Linked DNA regions of Homo sapiens: region 2 is linked to region 1. A link is a loop called in an ENCODE intact Hi-C map of the cell type or tissue named here. Cell type or tissue: CD4-positive, alpha-beta T cell. All regions are shown on one strand. Region 1 overlaps DNAH6 (dynein axonemal heavy chain 6). Region 2 overlaps TRABD2A (TraB domain containing 2A).

Region 1 (5,000 bases):
TGTCAAACTCTATGGGCAGGGCTAGTTATTTTTTTCTTTCTTCTCTTTGCTTTTCTCTTTTCTCCTGTTCATTCTTGTATTAGAATCCCTAGCACATACTAGACATTCAATCAGTATTTGATGAATGAATAGAACACAGGTGGCATCCTTCATAATGTTGGTAGCTGTACTTGGTCCACATTCCTCTCCCAATCCCTCATCAAATATTCATATCATGGTGGGATAATTTATTCTTATTAAATGCAATAATTTTTAATTTAAAATGCATTTCAAATGATACAAAGCTCTCTCTCTCTCTCCTCTTTCTTTCTCTCTCTCTCTCTCTTTCTCTCTCTCCCTCTCTCAGGGAAGCCAGAGTTTATTGTACTTCCTATTTATAGAGACAAGAACATTTGAGACTTTGACTGTCAATCTATTACAAAAGGATGACTTAATAAGTAAGTAAACAGAACACAATAATAGACATTATAGATAGTAAAGGCTACATCAGTGTGAGAAAAAAATGTAACGATAGTATGCCAATTTAATGAATGATTTCACTCCACAGTAATGTGTACACTTACCTCAAAAAGCATGTGAATTTGAGGTGTGAGTTTAATCCTCTCACTGTTAGCCAGGCAAAGCATCTTGTTATCATCCAGCACTGTATTCATGTTTTCAATCCAAAGAGCATCTACTGGCCCATCACTGATGATCCATTTATGGTCTTCTGAAGTATCATTCACAGCTGCTCGGACACTTAGTGCCATCAAACCATCTTTCCATTCCAAGGTTAAGTTATTAACCTCTCCATATAATTCACCCATGGTAATTGATTTAGGGTTGAGAACATATGTTTTAACTGCTTGGTAAAAGGAATTTTCTATCCCAAGTTTTTGTAAATTCCCTAAAGTTTCTGCTAGTATTCGGTAAACTGTGGTCTTGCCGCCTCCTGTTGGCCCGACTAACATAACACCATGCCTTACTAGCATAGTTTCATAAAACTGTATCACCTTTCTAACCATACACATCTCAGGCTGAAGATTTTGTCTATTCATGACATCCACAATTGTTGATTGTAAAATACCATAATCATGTTCTGGAATTTGGACTCCAGGAAAAAGGTCAGATATGATTCCACTGTCAAAACAAAAATAAAATCAATTAGGAACAACTGGTCATTGATATTTTCCCGTATTTGTTACAATCAATGAAATATTATGAGTCTTATTGTTTCTCATTGATCTTTCTCTTCTGACATGTACAGTATTAGTTTGTCCTATGTGCTGTACCAGAATCTATCATTTCTCTGATATCATGTATGATTTTGTTTGTTTCCTGTACAGTAGACCAATGTTCCTAAGTATATTAGGAGCTTCTTGGGAGTAAGTGATATCTCTTATGTTTCTTTCTGTATTTCCCACAGTACATGGCATAGTACCAAACATATAGAAGGTGATGAACTTATTTTTAATTATTAAAAAAATTATAAAATATCTCACTTAAAAATTTAAAATTATTTTAAAATTTTGTTTAAAAATTATATTTATAGCTCAACTTTTCCTAAAATCACTTACATATACTCATTAACTGTATGTGGCTATTCAGAAAAATAAGATGAATGTATAATTAAAATTAGCATCATGCAAGAAGGAAGGAAAAATGTGACTATTTCTATAGGAAACAGTTAGTATGAGATGTTTCAATGGGAAAAAAGAAGCTAAATCTTTACCTCACATTATATACACAAATACATTTGTGATACAGTTAAAACCTTACATAAAGTGATGAAAGTACTAGAAGAAAGTAGAAGAGCTAAATTTTGCAACATTGTGGTAAGGCGGTCTTTCTAAGAAAGGCAGGAAATCTACAACTGTAAAAAAAGTTGACAGTGAACAAAGAAAAACAGACAAAAATCAAACTTCTGTGAGATAAAAGGCTTTATATACAAACTTAAAGCATGAATGAGAGACTTAGAAAAACATTTCCAATGTTTATATCAGATAAAGATTATGACTTTCTATAAATCAATAAGTAAGAGTACAATAGGAACATGCTCCAAGAATAATAATTATAAATAAATAATGAACATAGGAAATGATTCCCAATGACTCTAATAGTTAAAGAAATGACTATTAAAATAGGCTACTACATTTGGCCTCTCTTTAAAACACTTATGGGGAAATAGGCGCCTTCGTAAAACCACTTATGTTAATATAAAAGGGTAAGTCATCTTTGGAAGACAATTTGATTTAATCTATTTAAATAAAAAATGTGCAAACCCTATGACCTAGGAAACTTACTTCCAGGAATCTCCCCTGTAGAAATATCATACGTGTGCAAAGATATATGTATAGGAATATTCATTATTAGAATAGAAAACAATTAGGAAAAAATCTAAATGTCCATATAGAAGACCTTTCATGTTAAAGTAGTTCTATAGGTTTATTATGTCTCAAAGTACCATCTTATATAATAGCAATCTAGCAGCAGTAAAAAAAAAAAGACTCATGCATATATACTAACATGAAAAAGATGCTCAAGATATATAACGAATTGAAAAAGCAACAGCTGTAAAAATAGAAATGTATTAAAGGTAATACATGAAAGTGTCAACCAACTTATTTCTCCAGAAAGATGGAACAGATTTACTTTTCCCTATTCCTTCCATTAAGTACAACTAAAATCCCTGTACATTAAATAAAATAAATAAAAGAAGACTCTGAAAGGTAGAGAGAAGTCAGACTGGCTAGGTACCTTAAGATGCAAGCAATAACACAGTGACTAGTCCCTTGTGTCTTTTTGTCTTTTACATCCTGGCAATCTAGAAATGCCAATGGGCACAGATTTAAAAAAAAAAGCCCCAGGAAAAGCTTACTGTCTTTATCCAAAGGACCAGGAAAGGGGCAGCCCAGGAAAGGGGCAGCCCAGCAAGACAGAAAACTTTTAGGCAATAACTGCTCTACTCTAACCAAACACCACAGAAAAATCCTGAGGTATTTATTCCTACCCTCACCAGCAGACACTGAGTGCGGAGCCCAGACTTCCACTCTAGCTAGGGTGTAACAAGTCTCCTGAAATTCCTCTTCTCATTCTCCCACGGTGTCAGAGAAGGCCAAATAGGGATGTACTTTCATCCTCACTGGGAAGTAATGATGCCCCCTTTGGTATTAGTGTAGACCATATGGGAAGCCTGGACTTCCAGCCCTACCCAAGAATAATGAAGCACCCCTTCTGCTCTCTGACAGGTGGAATCAGAGGAGGATCAGTGGAGAGTCAGGACTTTTACCACTGTCCAGGGGTAATAAAGCTGTCTTCCCTTGTGGCATCAGTGGAGGTCACGTGGGGAACAGTAATGAGGCGCTTCTACTCTTCTATCCAGGACAATATCACTGGAGGACTGCCAGGGAGCTGGAACTCCCACCCCTACACAGCAGAAATGACTGCTCCCACCAGATATCAATAAAGCTTGAATTCTATCCCCACCTGGCAGTAACAAAGTTGCATTTCTAATTTCTCTTGCTGGTGTGGCATCAGGAAAAGCCAGCTAAAATAAGTTTAAATAAGATCTAGAGTCTCATAACATAATACCTCAGATAAGTAGGTTTCAATGAAAATCATTCATCACATCAAAAGCCAGAAAGATCTCAAACTGAACTAAGAGAGACAATCAATAGATGCTAACACTGAGATGAGAGAAACGTTAAAACTGTCTGACAAATTTATTTTATTTCTTAAGGGATAGGGTCTCACTATACTGCCCAGGCTGGCCTTGAACTCCTGGGTTCAAACAGTCTTCCCGCCTCAGCCTTCTGACTAGCCAAGACTATAGGTACATGTGACTACACACAGGTGAGATCATTATCTTAAAACAGTCATCATAAAAATGTTTTAAGGACCCATTATGAACACAATAGAAACAAAAGAATATAAGGACATCTCAGCCAAAAAAAAAAAATACAGAGAGCCTATTAGAAATTTTAGAACTGAAAAAATACAATAACAAAAAAATCAATAGATGGGTTCAAGAGCAAAATGGAAGGGACAGAGGAAAGATTTGGTAAACTGCAAGATAGAATAATAGAAGTTACCCAATCTGAACAAGACGGAGAATATTGTCTGAAAAAAGAAATGAGAAGCTCTTGGGGACCTGTGGAAATATAACAAAAGATCTAATATTTGTGTCACTGGAGTCTCAAATGATGGGGAAGGATGAAAGAGCTGAAGAAGTATTCAGAGAAATAATGACTGAAAATGTCACACATTTGCCAAAAAGCATGAACCTACAGATTTAAGAAGTTGATCAAATCTAAAACAGGATAAACCCGAAGAAATCCATATGAAGATACAACATAGTCCAACTTCTAAAAATGGAAGACAAAGAAAACAATTTTAGCAGCAGCCAGAAGAAAAAAAAAATGACACCTTATGAACAGGGAAAAAAACACATAAAATGACAACAGAATTCTCATCAGAGACCATGCAGGCTGACAGGAAGTGGAAAACATCTTTTTAAAAAAATGTTTTATTTTCAGTTCTGGGGTACATGTGCAGGATGTGCAGGTTTGTTACATAGGTAAGTGTGTGCCATGGTGGTTTGCTGCACCTATCAACCCATCATTTTTCAGCTCCCACTTATAAGTGGGAACATGTGGTGTTTGGTTTTCTGTTCCTGCGTTAGTTTGCTGAGGATAATGGTGTCCAGCTTCATCCATGTCCCTGAAAAGGAACATGATCTCATTCCTTTTTATAGTTTGCTGAGGATAATGGTGTCCAGCTTCATCCATGTTCCTGAAAAGGAACATGATCTCATTCCTTTTTATGGCTGCACAGAATTTCATGGTGTACCTGGGAAGTATATGGTACAACAGCTTTCAAGTCCTGAAAGAACTGTCACTCCAGAATCCTATATCCAGGGGAAATATCCCTCTGGAATGAAGGGAAATCAAGACATTCTCAGATAAAGGAAAAGGAAATGAATTTGTAGCCAGCAGATCTACCATGAAGAATGGCTAAAGGGA
Region 2 (5,000 bases), 210 kb before region 1:
GATCCTGTCAACCCTTCACATTCCTACCCAGCCCTGGCTCTGCTTCTCAAATGTGGCCTACATCTGGCTTCTGCCAGTGGGTGATCTGGGGATGACCCCACACACCTTCTCCACCTCACCAACAACCCCCAACCCTGACTCTGCTGTTGCTGTGACATTTCAGAAAGCAGGCGCCATTGCCTACAAGGCAGAGAGGAGAAACTGTGGAGGATGAAAGAGAGAAGGAAATAAGCAGAGAAAAGGAGGCTTAGGAAATGGATTCTAACAGCACAAGACTGGAGCTTTCTTCTTGCTTTTCTGGTCCTCTCCCTAGGAGATGATGTAGAAATCACTGTTAAATAACTGCAGTGGACATGAGGGTTTGTATTAGTTTGCTAGGGCTGCCATAAACCAAGTACCACCAACCGGGTGGCTTAAACAACAGAAAGTGTCGGCCTCATGATTCTAGAGGCTAGAAGTCTGAGAATTTCTAGTGTCGGCAAGGCTGGTTTCTTCCAAGGCCTCTCTCCTTGACTTGCACATGGCTGTCTTCTCCTTCTGTCTTCACGTCTTCGTCCCTCTGTCTGTCTGTGACCTAGTCTCCTCTTCTTATATGGACACCAGTCATACTGGATTATGGCCCGCCCTTTTCACTTAAAGGCTCTATCTCCAAATAGTCATTTCCAGAGGTATGGGGGGATGGATGGTTAGGACTTGGGCATATGAACTTAAGGGGTACACAGTTCAGCCCATAACACAGACCCAGGGTAAAGTTGCAAAGTTTGAGCAACTTTGACAGGAAGGAGATTTTGCATCATTTCAAAGCTGTCTTTAGGTGTCCAATCAAAGTGAAAACATTCTGTAGAAGGTTTTTCACCTTGATGCGTGTGTGGTGGGGAGGAGAGTGTCCAGCTGTGCCAAGTTCATGGCAGGTGCTTGCATTGTGGCTAATTCTCTTATAGCAAAGTTCACTTGAGCCCAGGAGTTCGAGACCAGCCTGGACAACATAGTGAGACCCCCCCCCATCTCTCCAAAAAATAAATGAGACCGAGCCATGAGCCAGATAGGCCATTTGGACTGCCAGTTTCCTACCTGTGATGTAGAATGTTCAGGCTAAACCAGTGGTTCTCAAAGTGTGTCCCTGGACTGGCAGCATCAGCATCATCTGCAACTTATTAGTAATGCAAAATTTGGAACCCCCATCCCAGACCTCCTGAACTGGAAACTCTGGGGTGGGGCCAGCCATCTTTGATCTAACCGGCCCTCTGGGTGTTTCTGATGCACAAGCAAGTTGGAGAACCATTGGGTCCTATTCTTGGTCCCTGCTCCAGTCCTGTTCTTGTATTGCCACAGTGCGTTACCTCAAGTTGCAGGGCTCAGAAGACCCTCTTTTCTCCTGAACTCATAGCGTCTGCTGTCCATACCACCAATGAGAAGTTATTCATTTGCTTCCATGCGGTGGCTGTTGAATTATCACGCTTATGGTTATTTAATTCTTTTGTTGGTGATTAACTTTCCAGATGTTTATTTTGTCTTCTGGCCTGGCACATAAACTTCTAGAGAGCAAGGATCTTGATTTACCCCCACTTTTTTTTGGTATGGGTCTAGCATAGTGCCTTGCACATGTGGGTGTTTACTAATTGCTGGGTGCAATTGGAGGGAGGTAGTTTTCTGATAGCTCAATCCGGCCATACTGTATTAAAAGACCAAACTACAGCATTTACTCTTTGCTGGCTGTTTCCATCTTTACCCTGACTTTTTCTCTTCTGTTGATCTTCCCAGAATCATTTCCTTCCTGCCACCAGGGCAGAGATGCTGCTTACACAATAATGTTAGTGTGCCATTTTCCTGGGGAGTAACTTCTAAACAATAAAAAAGTGAAAGTTAAACACACCCCGAGGGCAGTAGTCGGTGTGTGGCTCATGGGCTGTGGGGGCAGAGACCTTCCTTCCCTTGTGAGGGGTAGTTTTTGAATCTGTGATGCAGGTTTTTAAAAAATTTTTTATTTCTGTAGAGATGGGGTCTTGCTATGTTGCTTGGCTGGCCTCAAACTCCTGGCATCTAAAGATCCTCCCACCTCTGCCTCCCAAAGCATGGGGATTACAGGTGTGGACCACTGTGCATGGCCAAATGGGAATCAACCACCCCATGGTTCCACTGGAGTTTGAACCCAGGACCTTCAGTGTGTAAAGCAGACATGATAACTGTTACACTATGGAACCATGTGTGGTGCAGCTTTGTAGCTTCTCTCCAAACCAGTCCTGAACTTCAGGGAGCCTCATATTGATTGAAGAGCCTGAAAATGAAGGCTGCCCCGAGGCCCTTGGTTGCTGGGAGCAGAAGTGACAGACATCCCTGTGGTGGGGTGGATTTTGGGCACAGCCTATCCTCATGAACCCAGTTTTAGTCCCTTCCTCCTTCTCTGGGGCTGTCATGGTAGAATAACTGCCTAAGAATGTGATTGATGAGGAAAAGGTATACAAACTTTATTTTCTAAATGTTATCCAGATTAATGAACATACTGGAATTTGAGCTGGATTTTCAAGGGAAGGCTAGCATTTAGTCAGGTAGGAAAAACAGACAGCTATTCTGAATGGGCCAAAAGCGCAGGCAAATCTGGGAAAATTTGTGCTCTGCTGGCCACAGGGTGGCAGGCTGGGTTGGCTATATGAGCATTTGTGTAGGGGTCTGGTGGGAGACGATGTTGGAGGGAGCTAGAGTGTGGGGCTGGGAAACTCAGGTGTGTTCTATGCATAGAACGGCTATACAGAAGCTATTTTTAGTGGGGAGGGAGAGGCTGGACATGGTGACTCAAGCCTTTAATCCTAGCATTTTGGGAGGCTGAGGCAGGAGGATTGCTTGAGGCTGGCTGGGAGTTCAAGACCAGCCTGGGTAACATAACAAGACCCCGTCTCTACAAAAAGTGAAACATTAGCTGGGCATGGTGGTGAGCGCCTGTAGTCCTAGCTACTCAGGAGGCTAAGGCAGGAAGATCACTTGGGCCCACAAGTTTGAGGCTACAATGAGCTATGATTGTGCCATTGCATTCTGGCCCGGGTGACAGAGCAAGACTCTGTCTCTCTAACAAAATAGAAAATAAAGTGGAGGGAGGGATAGCACACAGCAGTGCTGCAGGACAAGGCATTTGACCGCTGAGTGTGGCTGGGTAGGGGGAGACACCCATCTACCTGGCAGTGGTGTTGGAGGTTGCCTCTTTGCTGGGATCCCGGGCCGTCAGAAGGAAGACATCGGGAGTCTGGGAACTAAGACAGCTGGGGAGTGAGATATTTGACTTATTGAGTTGCTTCATGTGTGGACTTGATAGTGATTGTCATGTAGTTTGTTGTACAAGGGAAAACCTGACATGGATGCTGATCATGGATATTGCAGAAAATTAAGAGAAATGCCAGGGACTCTGTGGAACTGATATAGTTGATAATCATTCAGATGAACTGCTTAGCACTCATGCCTAACTGGCCCCAGGCACAAGTTCACATGCGGTTAAGGGTGGGTTATTAGCTTTATTGTGCTTTTGATTTGGTTCTTCATATGATTCTTCATAGTTTGTTGACATAGTCTTGAAGCTGGGTTGTCTTGTCACAACTTTATAAAATGTAAAGGAAACTTACCTACCAAGCAGTAAAAGTTACAAGAATGGAGACCTTCTGAGACAGTCAGGAAGTGCTTGGTAGAGGCTGGACATTTACTAGGCCTTGGAGATGGAGAAATTAGTATTTATTCTTATTGTTGCCCCAGCATTGTGTGGGATTTGGGGGAAGGAAGTGTATTAGCCTGCTTGGGCTGCTGTAACAGAATACCACAGCCTAGGTGGCTTCAACCACAGAAACTTATGTCTCACAGTTCTGGAGGCTCCAAGTTCAAGATCAGGGCGAATCCTCTCTCCTTGGCTTGCAGACGGTGTCTTCTTGCTGTGACCTCACACAGCCTTTTCTCTGTGTGAGCCTCAGGAGAGACAGCTCTGGCGACTCTTCCTCTTTTTACAAGGTCACAGTCCTGTTGGGTCAGGGCCCCGCCCTTATGACCTCATTCAACTTTAATTACCTTCTTAAAGGCCCTTTCTCCAAATATGGTGACATGGGAGGTTAGAACTTCAACATGACCTTTGGCGGGGACACAATTTAGTGTGTAACGGGAGAAGATGGATGTGCTCATTTAGCCCTTGGAAGTCAGGGCTGGAGCTGAACTGATTGAAAAGGAGAAAAAATGGTCAGGAGATGTGACCAAAGCGAGCAGAAGACTTCGGGGGTGTCCAGGAGGCAGCGGGAAGAAAAGAGAGGGAAGGTCCAGCTGGCCATGTGCATTCTTCCAGGCTGTGTGCCCTCCTGGTGTTCAGGAACCGTCATCATTGACAACATAGCACTTCTTCAGATTAAAATGTCACTGAAGATCAGTTTATCTCGTCCTTATGCTTGAGTCCTTTTGTTGAGAACTCAGGTTCAAGTTTTGAGAAGCGCTTCCCTGCTGCCTCTGCCAAAAAGCAGACCTAGACATCCAAAGAAGTGTGTGGAAGCTTTAGCTCCCGAGTCTGGCAGCATCCATTCACATGACAAGAAGGAGCAGGACTTTCATCACCTCCTTGGTTTGAGGGGCCAGTCTAGACTCTTCCAAGGGAATAGTCCCTTTTCAGGTAAGGGAGGAGGTATTTGGAAGAGTGGCTGCGAAGGTAGAAAATGAGCCTGAGAAGGACCTCCCCACTGCACGGAGACCTAGGTGAGGTGGGGAGGCAAGGACCAGACACCCTCAAGATGTCTTAAAAAATTATCTGGGTGAATGGTCTGAGGGCAAGGGAGACCCTTCCCCTACTCTTCTTAACTATACTTCAAGGGACTGAATGGCTCTCAAAAGTGAACTAAGATAAAAAGAAGACACAACAACTCCACACTCCAGAAGGTGAGGCCTGCGCTTGAACAGATGCGAGGCCCTTTGTTTGAGTGCGGGGAGGCTAGTGGGGTGGTGCGGGCCACTGTGAGCCGCGTAATGGGCGGTGCCTTTCATATGCA

Evidence for each region. A loop is a pair of places that touch in the nucleus more often than their neighbours do. Peaks named below come from ENCODE experiments on the same cell type or tissue, not always from the same donor. Only the 100,000 strongest peaks of a DNase experiment are listed, where the experiment ranks them.
Region 2: a loop joins it to region 1, with 2.2 times the contacts of the local background. A loop is called at or near these places in 5 of 110 quality-filtered maps.

What each region holds. Positions count from the first base shown.
Region 1 is chr2:84,649,438-84,654,437 of GRCh38, reverse strand. DNAH6 (dynein axonemal heavy chain 6) reads right to left here. Exons shown (of 77, transcript NM_001370.2): 34 at 564-1,119. Among named protein-coding and RNA genes, the nearest start is that of DNAH6, 140 kb to the right of the region's middle. In CD4-positive, alpha-beta T cell, no CTCF peak of the experiment used is centred here; no DNase peak of the experiment used is centred here.
Region 2 is chr2:84,855,953-84,860,952 of GRCh38, reverse strand. The region is part of intron 2 of TRABD2A (TraB domain containing 2A); the gene reads left to right. Among named protein-coding and RNA genes, the nearest start is that of TRABD2A, 23 kb to the left of the region's middle. In CD4-positive, alpha-beta T cell, a CTCF peak has its summit at 2,645 (motif pointing right); DNase peaks (open chromatin) are centred at 3,892 and 4,962; H3K4me3 peaks cover 626 bases; H3K27ac peaks cover 4,674 bases.